3 separate regions of the Mus musculus genome follow, and all the other regions are linked to region 1. A link is a loop called in an ENCODE intact Hi-C map of the cell type or tissue named here. Cell type or tissue: gastrocnemius. All regions are shown on one strand.

Region 1 (5,000 bases):
TGGGCAAAGGGGTGGGGAAGCCCAAGGGAAGGGGCTGATGTTGAGAAATACCAACCAGCAGGAAGACCCCCTGAGAGTCAGGAGAATGTGAGCAAGTCCCAACAGAGGTCTTGGGGGGTTGAAATCATAACAGAGAGGGTGATGATAATGGGGGAGGGGAGACGCAAGGCTGAAATAGAGAAGGTGCTTTGAAAGAAAGGGAAGGGTCTCAGGAGGGTCCTGTGGGGGCAGGGGACTTAGGTGAGCTCACACCTCTGAGGAAGAGCTTTTGCTGTCACCTGCACCTCTGCAGAGGCTCCCAAGGATGAGGGGAGAGGAGCAGATGGATAGCTGAGAGGGACAAAAGGTTGGGAGCTGGATAAAATCAAGAAGCATTGATTCTCTCTCTCTCTCTCTCTCTCTCTCTCTCTCTCTCTCTCTCTCTCTCTCTCTCTCTCTCTCTTTGTGTGTGTGTGTGTGTGTGTGTGTGTGTGTGTGTGTGTGTGTGATCACAGGCTTCCTGAGCCCACATCAGCTTCATGACCTGAGGATAACATTTTTTCCCCTTTGTAAAAGAAGAAAAAAAAAAAAGGAGGGATTTCAAAACATTAATAAGAGAAAGTACCTGCCCATCTTACCGAGATTGGCCAGACACACTACCCTCTGGGATTTCTGAACTCTAAGTGTCATCCCCCCCTCTCCCTCCCCCGAAGGGAATGTTTCAGTGACTCTCCTTTGAAGTGTTCACACTTTGCCTCCAGTGAATATTTATTTGCCTTTGAAACTTTCTGTCATCTTCGATGAGAGGGGCTTTCATGAACCTCCTTCTGACCCAGGGGTCCACCTCTGCCAGGAAGGGAGCCCAGAGCTGAGCACTGGACCGACAGGCCTCACGCTGGTCCCAGCTCTGCCTTTAATACCTTCATGGAGCTGCCTGAATCCTTTACCTCTCTGCCTGACCAGAAGCTGCCCTTGTGCTGGGTAAAGCACAAATCACCTGTGGGAAACATCGTCCAGAATACAGCGTCAGCCCCAGCCTCATCTCCAACACTGTAGACACCCAACACACTGCAGATGTGATAAGTGGGGGGGGGGGATCACAAACCATGTCATAATGCAGACAAAGACAAAATAAAATGTTTGCTTAGAATCTACAGATGCTCGGGGCCTGCTGAGTGACACAGGCCATTGGAAAGCCGGAGTCTCTGAGCCATCTCTGTGCGCTCCTGGCTGAATCCCTCCCTGGCACACACAGTTTGAAGTATTGAGGGGACGGCCCAGGGACTGGCAGCCAGCTATTTATATTCTAGCTGGAGCAGAAGCAATGCACCCTGGGAGAGAGTCCCGAGTAGTACCTATGGGGGTAAGAAAGGCTTGAGTCACACAAATGAGGAGGAACCCAAGAGACAGTGCGTGCTTACAATATAGAGTAGTGGGCGGTGGCCTTTATTCTTTGGAAAGAAGCTTTGGGGAACCTATGACCTCTAGGACTTTAAGAACATGGGAACCTGAAAGGCAAGGAAAACAAGAAGCCCAGACAAGAGACGGAGCATGAGCTGAAGATGTAGACGCCTCCTAAGGCGGTGGCTCTCAGCCTTCCTGATGCTGTGACCCTTTAATACAGTTCCTCGTGGTGTGGTGACCCCCAGCCATAAAATTATTTTATTGCTACTTTATGACTTTAATTTTGCTATCTTTATGAATTGTAATGTAAATTTCTACGTCTTCCCATGGTCTTCTGCGACCCTGCGAAAGGGGTTGAGTCTCTATTCAAAGGCTGAGAGCCCCTGCCCTAAGGGCTGAGACAAGCCTCTGAAGCTGGTAACAGGAGCCCAGGACCACTGCTCTAGGACAGTTCAGCAATGTAAATAAGAAGGAAACTTAGCCTCTCCAACCCTGAGGACCTCAAGTGGCCGGTAGCTCTCAGTAGACTGATGAAACCCTTCCACTTCCTCAGCCCTGAAGGGACTCCAGTCTCTGGTGACCTGCTGTAAAAAGCCTGAGAGTGTCAAGGCACCTAAGGTGGATTCAGCTCCCACCGCGATCAGAAGTATCCATGCTGCCTGCTCAGAGGAGGCCAGGAAGGCTGGGAGTGGCCTTAACAAAAGGCCCAAGTTCTCAGAAATTAGAAAGCATTGCGTGCTAAACCACGTTGATTGCTCCATAAACCGACTCCCTTAATGCATAAACAGCAGTGTGAACTGAGCACTGATGGCTACCGATCTTGGACCCACTCGCGTGGACAGTCAATGTCTTGTTGAGGAGACGTGAGACAAGCACTCCCAGACAATGAGTTCTTGAGTTCATGAGATACACGCAACTTGTCAAGTCCTTGCAATGCTTCTTTCTGACAGCAGGGGGGAGCCAACACCTGGTAAACGCCCGGGCACACTAAACCTTGCCGGTGCAGAAGAAACTGCCAAAGAAACAACCAGGAAATGATACCTTGGAAAGAACTGAAACCCAAGCAGGCTGGAAATGGAGGCAGCTCAGGCCCAGGTTTTGTAGGTGTTGCGGCCAAGATTATCGATCCCCCGAGTAAAGCAAATGTCAGCTGGGGAAGTCCAGGCTGGCCTTTAGGGTGACTGTTGCTCCGTATCTTACTCTAGCACCACAGACAAACACAATCTATTTCCTCTTTCTTTCTGTCGTGTCTGAGCTCACTCCGGTCAGGGCTAAGCCAAGCTCAGAAGAGGCAAAGACCTCAGGAAGGAAGTGGAAGGGGATTGGCTGGCTTCTTCCAGTTCAGCCTTACTGCTTGTCACTAACGTGTCTCCTCATATTCAAATTCCAACCATCCGGCTTTCTCCTCTTACTGCAGTATGTGGAAGTGTTCTACCTGGAAGAGAAAAGCTCAGGCGATCTCTCTATGCTCCCATTTTCTCCTTTGTGAAAGGAATATAAATATAAATATATTCGATGACAAAAAAGAAACCTGGACCGTGAGAGGCACGCCTCCAAGAGGTGAGAACAGAAGAAGCTACGAGAGCCTCCTTCTATCTCAGGTGTCCACCTCTGCCAGAAAGGGAGCCGGAGCTGAGCACTGGACCGACAGCCGACAGGCCTCGCGCTGGTCCCAGCTCTGCCTTTAATACCTTCATAGAGCTGGCTGAATCCTTTACCTCTTAGCATGACCAGAAGCTGTCCCTGTTCTGGGACCAGAGGAAGGCAAATGTGGGAACCCCGTGAGAGCACAGGCTCTTAGCTGTGTGACCTTGAATGTGTTGCTTAACCTTTCCTAGCCTCAGGTTCCTCTTCATCAAACGAGAAGTGGGGGGATGGAATGAGATGAGATTTAGTGGGTCCTTAGTGGTGACAAGTGATAGCATATCCCCTCACCACATTAAATAATAGATGGAGGCGCACCAGTTGGCTGGTGCCTGCAAAGTGTCAGGCATTATAATGAATTTCAAAAGTCATAAAATGATAAATTTTTTTGGATTTTATGCTCATTTAGCAGTTTTCTGCTTGCTTTGACAGTCATTTCTTTGCACATTTACCAGAAACAGGTAATATTCAGCAAGACACACTTCACTATCATTTAAAGGATGAAAATACTAAGATTCAAGGAGATTAAATGAATTAGCTAAAGTCCAGCCACTCAGGAAAAGAACCAGGAAAAAACGACTCTTCATAACTCTAATTACTACCTTCAAGGATATAATAATAATACTATCATGAGATGGGACTTAAGAGGAGACCCTAATCAAGTTGTATAGAATGAAGTCAAACAAGGGCACAACCGGGAAGGGGGAAGCATGTTTGCTAGAACCATGGTACGTGTTTGATCAAGCCAGCAGCCTTCACTGTCCACTACAGGCAAAAGCCCCAAAGAGAACAGACGGCACTTGGCTCTCTTCATGAGAGAAGAAAGCTGGTACCACAGGCTCATACCTCAGATGAATTATGAACCTTATAAACACATTTACCCCAGCAAAATGTTTTGTGCAGGCTGGGTGCTATGTCAGACACAAGAATCCAGTCACAGAGTCGAACCTTTGTGCAGCTTAGCAACCAGCAGGCAGGTGAACAATGAACAGATAATTCACCCAGAGACACACAAAGTCCTCCTTTAGCATCCACGGGACCCAGGATCCTGCCCAGTCTGCAGGTACTCAACTCTCACATGGAAGATGCTACGGTGTTTTCATAACTATACACATTCTCCCAGACACTCCAAATCATCTTCTCACCTAATATACTGAGAATGTTGTGTCAATATTTATTATTCTTTTCTGGGGCAGGGGTTTGGGAATAATGACACAAAAAGAAAATATGTCCTTTCAGGACACAGGTTTTTAGTCAAATGTTTGCAATCCATCATTGCTTGAACCCATGAGTATAAAATCAATGCACACAGGAAGGAGGCTGACTGTAATTACAAACTGGTATGTGTTGTGATAGATGTATCAGGTGTGTTCCAGGAAAACTTACAACCCTGAAATCTGGCCAATAGCTGGGAGGAACATTTGCAGACCCCAAAGCACACTGCAGGCATGAGCAAGCACATGCAAAAACCCAGCATAAAGCATGCAGAGCCCAAGGAAGGGGAAATGGGCAAAAAGTGAAAGACCCACAATGTGAGGACTCCCCCACGTTCTGACTCAGGAGAGGCGACACCCAAAATCACTCACAAGAAACGGTCTTGCTGCAAACTGCAAGAGGATTTTTTTTTTATTCAAGAGCTCTCTCAGGCCCAGGGTCATACACCACGCAGGGGTAGAGGACCGTGGCATGCCGAGTAGCTGGGTAAGGGGGTATTTAAAGGAAGAAACCTCAACTCAAGGAAGTGGGGAGTGCATTGTTGATTAAGAGTCCCAAGGAAGTGCAAAGTCACAAGAGTCACAAGGAATACCTGGTAATTGTGCAGGGTATCTCTCAAGACAGTTTCTAAGAGCCCCTAACAATAGCACATTTGCATAGCGGGTTCCAGCAATGGTCTGGATGACTTTCTTTGAATGAACACTCTTTGAACCCAGGAAGCAGTGGGTGGAGGAATGTCGCTATTTGTTTTATGATTA
Region 2 (5,000 bases), 88 kb after region 1:
TTTATAATACTGATCTGTTGAAATTAATTGACGTTTTTTATTTCTTTCAGGAACTCTGATTTCATAACTGAAATGCTGTTAATGCATATTTTTCTTCTTTGCCATTTTCTGTTTGTAATCCACAGCTGATCTGTCACTAATGTTCTTAATGTACTACTACAGTTTGAATTCAGGTTCCTGAACTATGAATAAAATATCTCTAACCTTTGTATCAACCAAAGCAATTTGCCTTTTGACATCATTAAATTATATTTATATGAAGTAGAAGATGTTTATTATCAGCTAAAGTAATAAAGTTATGTATATTTGTAATAGGACATGCATTAGACCTAATCCAAAAGAATCTAAAATGTTTTCAACTTTTATTGAACCATTTTGATGACAATAGCCTTATCCTGCCTGTTATTCTTAGTGATCTTCCTAAAACAAGTTTTTTACTCAGCTGAAAAGATGGATCAGGATTAGAAGCCTGTATACTTCATAATCTTTAAAAATTTAAATTTCAAAAGATGGTATCTTAAACAATAAGGTCTGTTTTCCTTGCTTAAACACTACTCCATTTTTCGAACCCAAACTGCAATACAGCAGCTGATACAGTCCTACATAAATAAATGAAGCTCGATTCTCCTAACTATTCTTCATCTCATTCTATTTTTTATACTGCTATTTCTTATACATTTGCTTTCTTGGTCTTGTCCAACTCTAGTCCTCCTATTTATGTCCAAAAGTCAATCTCCTAAATGGTCTGAATGAATTATGTAAAATTATCATCCACCCTTCTGTAGCCTGTAGACATGACTACTATCAAATTAATTATAAGTAATTTGTTTATTTTTATATAAAATGTTTCTACTTGGCTATGTCCTTGAGATCAGAGATTATATTGTTTTAAACAAGTCTCAATCCAATGGCTTCTTTCAGTCTTGAGGTATGAGCACTTGCACTCCAGAGGGTTTGATAAGAGGGAATACTCCCTTCTTGAATCACTTCGTTCCTAGGTTTCCATAATTTCCTATTCTCCTTAGGCTTCACCTCCTCTACTAGCCTCTCTTTCTTAGGCAATCTCCCTTGTTTTTTCAGATATTTTTGCTTCAAACTCCTGTGTTAACTCCTTTTGATTCTATAATTACATGTTATCTAAAAAGTGTATTTCCAGTCCAAGACTTGATTTTTAGGATTTTTGTTTGCTCTGTCTGCTGTCTGTCTCTCTCTCTTGATTTTTAGGATTTTTGTTTGCTCTGTCTGCTGTCTGTCTGTCTGTCTGTCTGTCTGTCTCTCTCTCTCTCTCTCTCTCTGTGTGTGTGTGTGTGTGTGTGTGTGTGTGTGTGTGTGTGTGGTATGTCAGGTATACAAGAGCTCTCACAAACCAGAAAAGGACAGCAGACCTTCAAACTAGTTACAGGCAGTTGTAAAACTCCCCATGTTGATTCCAGGAACAAAACTGAGGCCTTCTGGAAGAACATCAGACACTGATAACCTCTAAGCCATCTTGCAAGCCCTAGACCAAGACTTTAAATGGCACTTATATGCCAATAATTACTAAATACTGACCCTTCTGGAGTAGTCCAGCTGTATTTGTCTAACATCCCCACATGGATAGCTATGATATTTCTAACATTATACATGACCAAAATTACTTCAAATCGAGTTTGTTTGGTTTTTTCAGGCTGGAGATGTAACTCAATAGTAGCCTATCTGATAGACAGTCCTACTTTCTGTTCCTGTATTAGTTACTTTTCTATTGATGTGATAATATATCAAAACCAACAGAAGGAAAACTTTATTAAAGATTGCAGTTCATTGGAGATAAGAATACAACATGGCCAGGAAGTGCATGATGGCTATGCAGCAAGGTGAGAGCTTACATCTTGAAGCAGATAAAGTGAACTAGAAATGGTACAAGTCTTAAAACCTTCAAAGCCTGCCTCCACAGACAACTTCTACCCAAAGAGGCCACACCTTTTAAGCCTCCCCAAACAGTGCCACCAATTGGGATCCAAGCATCCAAACACCACAGAGCACAGGGATATTTCTCATTCAACCTGCCATAATACCCAATATAAGGAAAGAAATGAAGCCTTTCGTTCTCTTTGCATTCTTACCTCCAGCAAGTCCTTTTCTGGAGCCTGTGACTCTCTTGAAGTTTGTGGTATACAGCAATATTAAGATGCTCATTTTTGCCTAGCATGGTGGCACATGCCTTTAATCCCAGCACTTGGGAGGCAGAGGCAGGTGGATTTTTGAGTTCAAGGCCAGCCTGGTCAACAGAGTGAGTTCCAGGACAACCAGGGCTACACAAAGAAACTCTGTCTCGAAAAACAAAAAACAACAACAACAAAAACAAAACAAAACAAAAAAAAACAAAAACAAAAACAAAAAAAATCATAGCATGGATCAGAGTATGAAGACACAGCAAGAATCTCTGTGCCCAAAGGAGACATAGAACATGTATCCAGTAAGGTCTACTCATTCTAAACTCTTAATCAAATGATGATCCTCTAATAGTAGCTGAAGACAAAAGGAATTTCCAACAAGTCAAAAATAGAAGCCTCTTTCTAAAAAAAAAAAAAGAAAGAAAATTCTTTAATATGCTCTTAACTTCTAAAAGATATTAATATTATAGTTCTTACAAAAATTTCAAAACTGAATATTCAAATTTAAAATGATCTCATTTTTTTAATATTCCCATTCTTCTCTACTGCAGCTCTCTTTTATCTGCCCTGTGGTTCCATTATCATGCATCTCCAGCCAACTCTCTTCCTCCCCTATAGCTATTTCATTTCTTCTACAGTTCATTCAGAAGGGCTTTGTAGCAGGCCAACACTGCCCCCTACTGTCCACACCTCCTTTTACTGTTTGCTTTTGCGCGCTCTCTCTCTCTCTCTCTCTCTCTCTCTCTCTCTCTCTCTCTCTCTCTCTCTTTCCCTCCCTCCCTCCTCCTTCTTTTTGTCGTTCTTTTTCTTCCTTTCTCTTTTTTGATACCAACCCAACTACTTTTTTTTTCCCAACCCAATTACAGTGTCCAGAAACCCAGAGGAAGATCTGGTCTATGATTTCTGGGTATGTTGGGATGTTTTTGTTTTGTTTTGTTGGTTTGTTTTTTGCCTCCCTTTTGTCATCTACCATTAACCAGAATTCCCACATATCCACCTCACTTTTTCTTTGTCTGAATTATTCCTGCCCTTATGTATGTCCCTCTCCTCTACTTCACATCTGAATGGGGTGGGAGAGAAGGAATAAAAAAAGGACATGACTGCTTCTAGGTATGATGAAATATCCAGAAGGTTTATTCTGTAGAGAAAAAAGGAGAGCAAAGTCGGAGATCAGTAAACATGACCCTGATCCTGGCCATGTGAGGAGAGGCAGTAAGGTAGAGGTGAGTCAGGAGAGTAAAAAAGTAGATAAAAAGGGGAAAGGTCCAAGTAACCAAAGTGGCTGGATTATATAGGGAAGAGCAGCCCAGCCCTTGGGCTAGAATTTAGGGTAGGGAGTAGGGTATGCCAGCCCGAAGAGCCTGTAACCTGTAGAAACTCGGGGATGCTGGGAGAACCTGGCAGTCAGGTCTACTTTGATATACTAACTAGGCACCTCATTTAACCATCTGTTCCATATTTGAGACCTAACAACATTTACCAATCTAATATTCAACACCACTCTCACTGGGTTGCTTACCTCCTCTTTTCCTTTGCATTCATCCTAAAGTATTAATATGAACTATACCATCAGGGTCCCTTTATTCCCCAAACTAATTAGTACTTAAGTGTCTCTTTTATAGTCCCTTGCTATTCTATTACCAGAGTGGGTTAACTCCTGGATAGCTGTTGCTGCAGAACTCACAGGGGCAGACTGAAGATAGAACCTAATGTCAGTCTAACAGATAAAATCATCACCAGGACTAGTGTTCTCTTGAACACTGCAAACACATACACTGAAAGAAGAGGGCAACCTAAATTTCCAAACAAAACCAAATCTTAACCATGATCTAACCCCAGAAAGGCAAGTCCAAGTGCAAAACCACAAATTAAATGAAAAAAAAACAAGACAACTTGTCTTCAAAAATTAGCAATTCCACCCTAATGGTCCCCAATCAAAATGGTTTGATGAAATACCAGGTGCATAGGTTTTAAAATGATTATAAATATAGCAACAACCCAAAGAGGACTTCAGTATTTTCTAAGAGCACATAAACAACTGAATAAGGAGATGAAGAAGTGGTTCAGCAGTTAAGAGCACTGGCTGTTCCTATAGAGGACATGGGTCCAATTCCCAGACTCACATGGCAGCTCACAATTGTCTATAACTCCAGGTGCAGGGGATCCTTGGTACCAGGAATATATGAGCTGCATATATATGTACATGTAGGCAAAATACTCATACATGTAAAATAAAATAAATAATTTTTTAAAAAGAAAAACAGCTGAATAAGAAGTCAATCTATTATATGAAATACATTTTAATAAAGAGAAATACTAATAAAAACCCAAACCAAAAACCTATTTCTGATGATAGAAATGAACACGTTAAATAAAAGGTTGAGTGTAAAACCCCACTCACAAAATGGGTCATGTACAAGATAGAATGTATGGCCACAAAGACAAAAGAGAGTAACTGGATCATTCAGCCAAGGGCAATGATAATTTCTTTTAATATATAAATAGAACATGCAAGAAATCTGGGACTCCATGAAAAGGCAAAATCTACATATCATAGGTATATAGGAAGAAGAATTTTATGCAAAGGGCATAGAAAATATAATAAAACTATAAAAGAAAATATCTCAAATCTTAAAAAGGGAAACTCATACTGATACAAAAGATAGACAGAACCCAGAGAGGACCAGAATGAAATTTCCCACATCACATTATACTCAAAACATTAAATGTACAGAACATAGCTTCAAATGAAGGGTTAAAAACTGCCCTGAGCAACCTGCCATCCCAGGGGATCTCCATTCTCCCACCTCCATCTCCATCAGACTCCTGAACCATACAGTTAAGTTA
Region 3 (5,000 bases), 280 kb after region 1:
CTAAATTTATTCTGTTCATAGAAATTGCTGTTTAGAGTGGGGTTTTGGTATGGTTTGGTTTTTTTGAGGCGGGGTTTCTCTGTGTAGCTTTCGTTGTCCTAGAACTCACTCTAAAGACCAGGCTGGCCTCAAATAAGAGATCTGATTGCCTCTGCTTCCTGAGTGTTGAGATCAAAGGTGTGCACAACCTCCCAGCTGTGGTTTATACTGTAGAATTAAAAGTCTAGTGTATCACTGCCTTTTGTCCCCACATATTTCCACAAGCCCTGCCCCTTCTATACTCCTATTTATGGTCATCCCAAGACAATAAAGACCAGTAAAAAATGATGTAGAGTTCTATGCACTAGAGAGCTGTAGTTCTTGGGTGTGTGGCACTGCATGAGGGAACTGGCATTTCAGTTGTGTGTCATTGTATCCCTAGGTATCACCCTAACAGCCACTGCCACACTACACAGTGTGTTCTTCAGTAGTTTTGCTTACAGTCCCAGAGTTCTACAATCTGCACAATCTAACCTTAAAGCATTTTCAGCATCCCAAAACACCATAGCTTCATTTTGAGACCCAAAGTACTAGTCTCTCTCTTTTCTCCTCTCTTCTCTTTCACTCTTTCATCTCTCTTCTCTCTTCTCTCTCTCTCTCTCTCTCTCTCTCTCTCTCTCTCTCTCTCTCTCTATCTCTCTGTGTTTCTCTGCACACTTGCACATGCACCAAGTCCTTGAGACAAGACCAAGGGCCCAACAGCTACAATCCAATATATAAATGTAAGGAATTAAGAGTTAAAGAATACCAGGGAGACAAGGGGGGGAAACTAAGTGAAATGTTAGAAACAAATAAACTAGCCTGTTCACAGTTGGGTATTCTCATGCACGGTGGCTGGGAGCATCAGGAGAGGCCCCTCCCTTCTCACCTGAGACTTATACTGCTGGCAACCGAAAACTTGTCCCCACTTCAGCCCTTCCTAATGTCCTAACCTATGCCCACATGCCTTAGGTAAGTTTATTTGGGCTACCAGTACAACCTTCAAGTGTCCCCCAATTTCTCCAGAACTGAGGGGATCTTTACCCCTTAATGTCCAGCTCACATAATCTGAGCCCTCATCCTGTGTGACTTCAAGGGGGTTGTGTACTCCTCAAGTATTTCTAAGAGTCCTGGGAAACGCTCCTCACAAAACGTTTGCAAATATATCCTGGTCTTTGTTGTAAACTTATTCGAGGCTATTATTCTGTTTTCCCAAAGTTGTTTTCCTTCCGAATGAAAATTATTTCATCTTCCCAGAGGCAACCTCTTAACACAGTTTTGTAAGTGTAAAATTTTTACAATAGGCATTTCCCCAAATCACAAAAGTACACCAAACATCACGTGTTTCTAAACTTTACATCTGAACTCAAGATAAAAGAGACTGTAGGACAGGGAAAATGATTCTTTAAAACACAGCATTACTACTATTCTACTGTCCTAGACTCTTTTGGACAAAAATATTTTAGGAAAGAATTCCCTGTCAGCCACCGTACTCGTTAAACACAGTCAGCCATAGTGCTGTAGAATAGCAGAATAGCTCCCAAATCAAAAGGCTTCCAACATTGCACTAAGGAAAGATTTTCCTTTGTGTATGTGCACACGCGTGTGCATCTAACTGATTGCATACACAAGTGCAGTTGTGGAAGTCAAAGGACAACCTCAGATGTCATTCCCAGACACTGCTCACCGTTTAAAGGAAGAAGGGAGGGAAGGAAAAAAGGAAAAGGGGGAGGTGAGGAGAAAGAAGAGAAGAAATGGAAGGAGGGAGGGAGGAAAGGAGAGGTTCCGGTGTATTTTACCACTTATTGGGGGTGAGTATCTGTTTCATCAGTTTGTTACAATCCCATTACTAAATAACAAACTACATCAATCAAAACCAGAAGAAAAGTTGAACTAAGACCGGAACAGAAATAACTTCGTGAAAAACCAGGATGTGGCACCAATCCGACCTCTGCTGCTCCACCCTAGAAAGGCTAAGGCTGTGGCGAAGCCTGAGGGTAACCAAGAGTCCACCTCTGCGCAGGCGCCGACCGAGATGCCACCACGCCTTTAAAGTGCACCCGGAAGTGACGCGATTCGCGCTGAGCCAGGGCCGGGTAAGGTCTGAGCGAAGCGCCTAGGCTAGCGGGCCCGGCGCGCCTCCTCGGCCACTATGAGCTGCACGATCGAGAAGATCTTGACGGACGCCAAGACGCTGCTGGAGCGGCTGCGCGAGCACGATGCGGCGGCCGAGTCGCTGGTGGACCAGTCGGCTGCGCTGCACCGGCGGGTGGCGGCGATGCGGGAGGCGGGCGCCGTGTTACCCGAGCAGGTCGGCCGGGGGCCGAGCCGCGCCCAGGGGTGGACGCTGCGGGCGGGTGGGTGGGGTCGCGCGGCCTGATTTATCTTGGTCTGGAGGGCAGGGCGGATGTGTGAGCTTCCTGTGTCGTGGGTGGGACTGCTGCCTCCTCCGCAGCACCTGCCCATGTTTACAGTGCCTTAGTCTGTCTTTCTGTCCAGTATCAAGAGGATGCATCCGACGTGAAGGACATGTCTAAATATAAACCTCACATTCTGCTGTCTCAAGAGAATACCCAGATTAGAGACTTACAGCAGGAAAACAGAGGTTAGTCAGGCGTGTGTGTGTGTGTGTGTGTGTGTGTGTCTAGGATTTTTTTTTTCTGGTAATACTACTTTGGACATTCTTACACAAGTGCCTGAACAGTTCACAAGCGTGCACATCGCATACATATATTTAGATCAGTGCTTCAAGGGTCAACTGGTAACAGTAAAATCTGTTAGATTGCTCTTTTAAAAGTCTTCCTGGTTGATGACCTTGAAAGATGTATTCAGTAGTTTAGCAGAGTTGAATTGTTAGATGGCTGGGGAGTGACCACATACCAAATGGAGGCTTCTATAACTAAAGTTCATAGTCTCCAAATGTAACATTTCGATATTAGAGTGAACACTAAAGTTAAGATCGACGTTTCTTTAATGTTCCTGTGCAAGATGGAAGGCTAGAACTTCGTCCCCCAAATACATAGTCTTAGGGTTGTTGATGACAGCAGGATGGTAGTTGTCTGATGGAGCCCTTTTACATCTGCCATTCCACTCTATGCCCCTGACCAAGTATTTACACAATGCAGCTAAGAAACAGGTTCACAGACACCAGTTGGAACCAGCCAGAAGGCCTGAACTGCCAAGCTGGAGGATCTGAGGCCATTCCAAGGGCCTACGTGGTTTAAGGAGAGAACTGACTCCTGGGGGTTCTTCTCTGACCCGACATGTGCCGTGGTTCACACAAATCAACAAAATGTAGTTTTTTTTTTTTAATTTTAATGAGCTCATTTTTGCTTCTGAGAAGTCAATTAGAAAACTGAATTCAAATCCGTGCCTCGTGATTACACGTCCCATTTTATTTGCACAAGACTCTACTGCCTAGAGAGTTGGTTTTCAGGTACACTGTTCACGTCTGTGGGCTTGAATACTGATTTCCAACTTTGGATTCCCAGTGTCCCGTGGAGTGTCTGAGAGCTCCAGCTGTTAGGAGGTTTGCCTTGAGACCAGTCTTAGACGTCATTGTCCAGATGTTTGCTTTTGTTGTTAGAACTGTGGGTTTCCTTGGAGGAGCACCAGGATGCGTTGGAACTGATCATGAGCAAGTACCGGAAACAGATGTTACAGTTAATGGTCGCTAAGAAAGCCGTGGATGCCGAACCAGTTCTGAAAGCTCACCAGTCTCACTCTGCAGTAAGAAACACTGATAAATAAATTGTAAATAAACTGAACTGAAATCGTGGGGTCGTTCCTTTGTTTGCAGAAAACAGTGTTCCTCTTTCTGCATATTTTCATAATCACTCTGAATTTGGCTGTGGCTTTGTGAAGACATGAATAAAGGAAGGGGATAAGGGCCTCTTCCATCCTTTAGTGGTCAAGTTACCTCCCTCACCAGGGATTTCTTTTCAGCTTGACACAGAAAGATTGAGAGTAGGCCATCCTGGGCTACATAGCAAGTGTGATACCAGCTAGTGTTGAAGGCATTCAGTGACTGCTTAGCTGATTGTTGTACATTCTATCGAGCCATAAGTTTTATAGTTCCAAGGGCATGAGTCGGATTTTATCCCTCGCTTCCACATAGCAAGCAGTCACTAACTTCATCAAATGACTCAGACTGTGTTATGGGGGGAGGGCTGGTCTTGTTCCTTTGTTTTATAGCAGTTCCTCCTCTTTGATCCTTCACTGTTTAACTTGGAGGAGCCAGCAATTACCTTGCAGTTTGTAGGGTGTTTCCTTGCCCTATTTTAGCTTTTACTGTAGTAATTAATTGGAAGCAACTATTTACTACAGTGAAAGATGCACCACGTTTCATCTTCTATCGTTAGGAGTTTTAGGCAATGGAATGTTTAAAATATTTGAATGTTTTAAATATCTAAATATTTGAGTTGTCTGTTATATTACTTTTGGTTGGTTGGGTGGGTGTTTTGTTTGTTTAGGGTTTTGTTTTGTTTTTTGCAGCTAGGTCTCATTTAGCCCAGGCTGGCCTCTTAACTCCTAACCCTCCTCCCTAGGCCTCCCAAGGGCTAGGATTACACGTGTATGCCACCACACCTGGTCCCTGGATATCAAACATTCTTTTGAAAATTGGAAATTATTTGAAATGCCACAGATTGATAGATTGATATTATTATAGCTCGAAATATAGTATGATTGCAATGTAACTTCTGTAGTGTGTACAAAGGGAGCCACTTCCCACTTACTCTTACTTCTCAAGGTTTTAATAGACATAAAATTCTCCTGTACATGCGTTCCATGGTCTTCATCACTAGGAACCTTTTCTTCATCTTATTTTCACAGGAGATTGAAAGTCAGATCGATAGAATCTGTGAAATGGGAGCAGTGATGCGGAGAGCTGTTCAGGTGGACGATAACCAATTCTGTAAGGTTCAGGAGAGACTAGCTCAGCTGGAGGTAAGGCTCTCACTGCCAGAAGGTCACCTCTTTTT

The links. A loop is a pair of places that touch in the nucleus more often than their neighbours do. Peaks named below come from ENCODE experiments on the same cell type or tissue, not always from the same donor. Only the 100,000 strongest peaks of a DNase experiment are listed, where the experiment ranks them.
Region 2: a loop joins it to region 1, with 14 times the contacts of the local background. A loop is called at or near these places in 40 of 42 quality-filtered maps.
Region 3: it touches region 1 in a loop (2.5-fold over the local background); 11 of 42 quality-filtered maps call a loop at or near these places.

What each region holds. Positions count from the first base shown.
Region 1 is chr3:102,712,846-102,717,845 of GRCm38, forward strand. No RefSeq gene overlaps it. Among named protein-coding and RNA genes, the nearest start is that of Tspan2, 19 kb to the right of the region's middle. In gastrocnemius, a CTCF peak has its summit at 2,325; a DNase peak (open chromatin) is centred at 2,338; H3K4me3 peaks cover 630 bases; H3K27ac peaks cover 879 bases.
Region 2 is chr3:102,801,294-102,806,293 of GRCm38, forward strand. No RefSeq gene overlaps it. Among named protein-coding and RNA genes, the nearest start is that of Tshb, 21 kb to the left of the region's middle. In gastrocnemius, a CTCF peak has its summit at 2,832 (motif pointing left); a DNase peak (open chromatin) is centred at 2,826.
Region 3 is chr3:102,993,639-102,998,638 of GRCm38, forward strand. Sike1 (suppressor of IKBKE 1) reads left to right here and starts at 2,102. Exons shown (of 5, transcript NM_025679.3): 1 at 2,102-2,329; 2 at 2,518-2,623; 3 at 3,605-3,747; 4 at 4,852-4,965. The coding sequence starts at 2,171. In gastrocnemius, no CTCF peak of the experiment used is centred here; a DNase peak (open chromatin) is centred at 2,076; H3K4me3 peaks cover 2,453 bases; H3K27ac peaks cover 2,781 bases.